2 separate regions of the Homo sapiens genome follow, and region 2 is linked to region 1. The links are chromatin loops, found by intact Hi-C in ENCODE. Cell type or tissue: pancreas. All regions are shown on one strand. Links, peaks and the distances in the headings refer to the core of each region. The heading gives the core; the rest is flanking DNA. Region 1 overlaps OSBPL5 (oxysterol binding protein like 5). Region 2 overlaps MRGPRG-AS1 (MRGPRG antisense RNA 1).

Region 1 (2,897 bases), core at 149-2,648:
AGGTTGAGGGCACAGGCGAGAGTGTGCACGCACCCTGAGGCCACAGAGAATGAAACATGAGGGTCGGTTTCTGCCCAGGAGACAGGTATGTTCTTGAGGCGGGCGCGGGGAAGAGGTAGAACTCTCAGGTGTCCCTGGGGCTGGGGGATCTCACTACCTCTGTAGCTCGTCTTTGAGCATTAATGCTAAGTCCCAGCACCCCGTCCACAGCACCCCAGCCTCAGGGTAACGAGGCCTGGTACCTAACCCACAAAGTGCTCGCTGGTAGGGAGTGTGCAGGCCAGACACTAAGGCATTCCAGTTCTCCCTGGCCCTGTGCCAGGCCACTAACTGGATCCGCTGCACTCAGGGACACCATGTACTATGGTCCCTGCTCTACAGGTGAGGACAGCAGCCTCAAAGAGCCCAGGCCAACTGCTTCCCATGGACTCGCTGCCCCTTCACAGGTCAGGAGTCCCCTGAGACAGCTCAGGGCAGCCTGGGACCAATGCCAAGTTCAGGAGCAGAGGAGAGGGCTAGAGAGGTGGAGGGTCTGCCGGCAGAGACAGGGTGCACCTGGGGAGGGCCAGGGCCACGGCTGGGTGGGGTGGCCCAGGACTATCTGAGTCAGGGAGATGGTGGCTGGAGGGTGGAAACCTTTGACTGGCAGCCCATAGGGGTGGGGTAGGGGGTCATGCCAGTCACCCACACAATGGCTGATGCTCACCCAGCGCTTGTGTACAAAGACCATCTAGGGCCAGCCATGAGCCTCACTTTACAGACGGGGTAACCAAGGTTTAGGAGGCAAATAAACTCTGCTGACCCTGGCACCTGGGGTGAAGAATTCCGGCTGCGTCTTCCTCGGCTAGGCCTTCTGATCAGATCCGAGGCGGTGCCTGCCACCATCACCACCATCAATCTCTTAGGCCCAGCCCCCTCCCTGCCCTGGCCCCACCAGCCCTCCAGAACAGGGTCACATGCCCCACCCTGGTGCCTGCTGGCTCTGGCTTGAATTTTGCTAAATTTGGGTGACTTCCTAAGGCAGCAGGGGGTGGGGTGGGGGTGAGGTTCATCCTGTAAGGAGGGCATCTAGCGTTCCTGCCCCACGGGCCAGCGTCGGGGCTCCTCTCCCTCTGGCCAATGTGGGGAGCCTCCCTAAAGTGCTCCCCTCCCGCCCAGGACCAGGAGCTGCCCCAAAGCAGCACAGTCCAGCAAGCAGGACGCCTGGACCCTTTAAACAACCCGACTGCTGCGCCGTATTCACCGCAATAGGCGGGCAGGAGCGGGACGCACTGCTTCCAGAGTCCCGGCCCTTTAAGCGACCCACACTCCCCGCGTCGCATTCACCCTAATAGGCGGGCATACAAATGCCGTTGCCTGGAGCCGCAGCCCAGCGAATGGGACCCACAGCGGCGCGCCCTTTAGTTGACTCTGTCTTATTCGCCGCAATAGCTGATCAGGAGAAATCCCGCTGGCTGCCAGGAAAGGGGCGCGGAGATGCGGATGCTCCGCCCCAACACCACGCCTTCCTCTGCTGACCATCCCCAAAGTCCCCTTTAAATGACAACCCTCCCCCCCCCCACCCCGCCCCCACACCGAGCGCCGTATTCACCCCAATAGCACATCAATCCCTCCGCAACGCCGGGATACTGAGCTCTCCCTCCCCTGGCCGAGGAAGGCCCTTCCCCGCGAGGAAGCAGCTGAGAATGGGCCAGCGAGAGAAGGGACAAAGGCACGGGCGACAGAGCTCCCTCTGTGCTGTCCCCCAGCGTCTGGAGGCCCGTTCCCGCCTTGCTCAGAAGCACAGGGCACTTACCAAGGGGCCATCCGTGACCAGCAGTCAGGGGCATGCTGTCTCCAAGCTGGGGTGGTGCTTCTGCTCTGCCAGGTACGGCAGCGCTTACTGAAGGTTTGCCATCTCCCCTGGCCTTGGATGAAGGGAAGGCGACCCCAGGCTGGTCACAACAGGCAGCCTGACCAGCTGCCTGCCGAGGTGGGGTATCCCTCAAATCTCCTCCCTGTTTTCCACTTAAAATCCCTAAGAATGTACATATTTAGAAGGAATACTGTTCAGTTGTTGAGCCTCAACTTTCCCCTTCATCCTTGTCTTCGTGTCAGCAGGGTGAGAGGGGATCTATGGACCAGTTAAGTCCATCTGCATTCACCAAACACACTATTAGGCATCCCGAGGAGGTGAGACACCCTAAGGGCTCCATTCCTAAATCAGAGATGATGGGACTCTGGGAAGAGTCACGCCCTCTTGTCCTTCCCATCCTAGAGCATGGAGGAAATGAGCTGGTCACGTCCCACACCAGCCGATGCTGGTGAAACCAGGACATGGTGGGTGGGACTTGCTAGATGGGGGCAGCCAGTCTCAATCTACTGACCTCCCTGGGATGAGACAGTATGACGGCTTTCCACATGTGCCTCACTTAACCGTAGAACACCTACTGTGTGCCAGCCCCTGGGAAGAGAGCCCGGAGCAGACTTGCAGGCAACCGTGCATGGGGACAGACACCGCGCACCAGCGGCACCCACCAGGGACAGATGCCACGCACCAGCGGCGCCCACCATGAACCTGGCTTGGCCCAATCGCTTTCTCCATAGGAAGCCATTCAATTAAACAAACATGACCATTTCAGTATAAATAAAGAGAAAACAAAACACAGAGCTGAGAGCTGCTTTGGAATGGGTAACGGGCCAGGAACAGAGACTCTCTCAGAGAGGCAGCATCTGAGCTGGGACCTGAATTAGATGGAGCCCACCAAATGCAGATCCAAGGAGGGGCCGAAAGCAGAGGCACAGGCAGTGCAAAGGCCCTGGAGTAAGAAGCCGGGGCTGACGCCAGACCCCTGTGAGCAAGGAGGGGAGAGGGAGGGGAGGGGAGGGGGAGAGGAGAACAAGGGAAGGGAGACAGA
Region 2 (2,897 bases), core at 233-2,732, 61 kb after region 1:
AACCCCCTGCAGCTTCCTCCGACCCCCGTGAGCCCCCTGCCTCATGGCTGAGCATCCCCCGGCACCTTCTTTGTGCTTGTCATTGCCCCTAGTCAGGGGTTGGGGAGTGCGGCTCGGGCCTTGGCTCCTGTGCCTTGCCATGGCCGGGCACACGGTGATGGTGGCCTGTCCTCCGAGCCCAACCAGGGGCAGTGGGAGACCTCGGCCGGGCCCTGGCTTGTGGTGGTGAGTGTGGTGACTGGGGGTGGGGTGGTGGGGTGGAAACACACCTCCCCTCTCTGAGCCTCAATTTCCTCAAGGAGGAAACCAGACTCTCCTGGCTGTGCTCTGGCTCTGGCTCAGAGTCTGAGGCTGGGGGTGAGGCCGGCGCTCAGGCCCCCCATGCTGGGGTGAGGTTAGGCTCTATTCCTGGAGAGAGAGTTACAGAGAGGAGTGGCCCGGCGGCAGGAGGGGGCATCTTCATTGTTATCAGAACAGGTTCACCTGCTCGGCCCGCTCCAGCGACGCCCTTGAGCTCTGGTGTCCACACATTTCAACTTAGCCGGAATTCCCACCCGCATCCCGCCCTGCCTTCCCTTCCCAAAGGAAATCCAAACATCCCAGCCAGCCCCATCCACCGGGGAGCCAGGCTGAGAGCAGGGGCCACTGCGGAGGGCAGGGGAGGGTGCCAGTGCCTCACCTGGGGGGTGCAGTGGGGGCAGGCGGAGCCTTCTCACCTGTGACGAGGCTGCCCCCAGCTCTCTCAGGCCCTTCTGTGCTCAGACCAGCGCTCATTGCCTGGAGGCTCCTCCCGGTCCCTAAATCCTTTCATGTCCTCTGGGACCCAGCTGGCTGGACGGAGGGCACCCGGCCAGTTCCCTAGAAGTGACAGGGTGTGGCACTGTTCACAGAAATTGCAGGAATGAGCTAAAACAAAAAGTTGTCAGTGTGGGCAGGCCTTTCCTTCCTCCTCAGCCCCTCTGGCAGGGGAACTGAAGGCACCAGGTCAGTGCTTTCCACCCGCTCCCACCTCACCTGGTGCATGGAGGGGAGGGAGAAGGAGAATGGAGACCCTCTGTGCCCAGTGAGGCTGGGCCACCTTCCGGGTACTCCACTGATGTTGGGCTGCTCCTGCTAGTCTTTGGTTGGCTGTGGGCACAGGGGGCCTAGAACTGTGGACAGGGGCCTGGCTGTGTGGCCTTGAGAGAATAACCCAACCTCTCTGTGCCTTGGTTTCCCCCTCTCACTGGACTGACCGTTTATGGACAGCTCGAAGCCTGGGTTCCCAGGCTTGGGACTGGCTCTCCTAATGTGTCAGCCGACCACTGCGTCTGTGGGTGGTCTGCAGGGGCGGCCCCCACCCCTTCCTAAGGAGACCCCCTCACTGTCCATCTGTTTGCCTCAGAGCCTGGGCTCCCAGCCGTTGACGGATTGTTTTCCGCATTTTGCTCTGCAGAACACTGGACAGTAAGATGTTCTTGATAAGAGAGTTTTTCCTTCCACGGACTGCGTTCCGCAGCTCCTGGGTGGGGTGCAGAGTGTGTCAGCTCAAGCCAGAAATTCGGTCGTAAAGATGCTGTTTCTCTTCACGTTTCTCAAATGGACTTGGCTTCGGAAATCACTTCTGCAACACAAACCAGCAGCCTGTGCAGCTCTGGGCGGGGGCATGCCGGCTACCCAGCTCCCGGCATTGTTGCACATGGCTTTGAAACGCACGGCACAGCTCGTGTGGCCCAGGGGCACCTCCTGCCACCCTGCCTGCTGCCTCCACCCCAGATGCCGGTCCTCGCTGCTCTCCGGGACCTCTCCCGGCGTGGCTCCACCTCCTCCTCGAGGTCACCGTCCAGGCCTGTTTCAACTAGCGCCTCCAAGCCTTGCTTACCTGCCTCCTGTTTGGGTGAAACTTGGAGCATCTCTATTAACTTAGTTGGTAGCTCCGGTCACCTGCAGTCACCAGGGGCCCAGAGGGACGCACAGAGGGAGACCGGCTGCCTGGGTCCCTCCTGGCTGCCTCACCATCAGGGGCGGGATGAGGAGCTCAGCCTCAGCCACAGTGCGCAAGGTGAAGAGTTTTGATCCCTCGTACATCCTCGAGCCAGGCAGGGCGCCCGGCTTCTATCCCAGGTAGCAGAGTCTCCTATCCCAGGTCTCCGACGGCGACCGCAACCCTTTGCCCGTGGAGGACTTCCCCTGTCTAAGGGCCATTGGGAGTGGGATGGCCTAATTTCTGGGGTCGCTTTCTATTGGGCACTTCAAACAGTGCTGGGCAAGGGCAGTCGTTTGAGGCAGCTTGGAGTGAAGTTCTTAGGGAGGAGGTCCTGCGCAGCTCGGCCAGCCCCGGTCAGGCCCAGGCAGCCACCAACCCTGGTTTCTCCATCACCCCTGACCCCTCCCACAGCCCCTTCTCGTGTTTGCCCACCGTCTAGGCCATGCTTCCACTTTCTCACCTGGCTGGGTATCCCCTATGGGGCACGGGTGTCGGCCCCGCCGAGGCTGGGCTTTGGTCTGTCTTGTTCTCTCTGGGAGGGGTCTGGTGCGGGTGGAATACGTGGAGGGAGCCTCCGTGGGGGGAGCAACTGCTCCCGGTGTTGCAAGGAGGACAGAGCCAATGCCCGCCCCATCGTGTCATGGCCGACGGTGGCCTCAGAAGATGTGTCCACGTCCCCAGTCGCTGGAAGCTGTGCACGAGCTCTTCCTGGAGAAAAGGCCCTTGGCAGATACAAGGATTTTGAGATGAGCTCGTCCTGGAGTATCTGTGTGGGCCCTAAATGCAATGACAAGTGTCCCTATACAGGAAAGGAGAGGAGGGACACTGGAGAGCAGGGGGAGGCCACGTGAGGTTGGAGGCCAGCAGGGGTTACACAGCCACAGGCCAAGGAGGGCCAGAGCCACCAGAAGCTGAAAGAGATGAGGAAGCA

The links. Hi-C counts contacts between places; a loop is a spot of excess contacts. Peaks named below come from ENCODE experiments on the same cell type or tissue, not always from the same donor. Only the 100,000 strongest peaks of a DNase experiment are listed, where the experiment ranks them.
Region 2: it touches region 1 in a loop (5-fold over the local background); 15 of 110 quality-filtered maps call a loop at or near these places.

Annotation. Positions count from the first base shown.
Region 1 is chr11:3,159,123-3,162,019 of GRCh38, forward strand. All of the region lies in intron 1 of OSBPL5 (oxysterol binding protein like 5), which reads right to left. Among named protein-coding and RNA genes, the nearest start is that of OSBPL5, 4.7 kb to the right of the region's middle. In pancreas, for the core only: no CTCF peak of the experiment used is centred there; DNase peaks (open chromatin) are centred at 399, 1,339 and 1,749; H3K4me3 peaks cover 1,215 bases.
Region 2 is chr11:3,220,135-3,223,031 of GRCh38, forward strand. It overlaps MRGPRG-AS1 (MRGPRG antisense RNA 1), which reads left to right. Exons shown (of 2, transcript NR_027138.1): 2 at 1,436-2,897. Among named protein-coding and RNA genes, the nearest start is that of MRGPRG, 2.8 kb to the left of the region's middle. RefSeq lists an enhancer at 1-737. In pancreas, for the core only: no CTCF peak of the experiment used is centred there; a DNase peak (open chromatin) is centred at 1,767.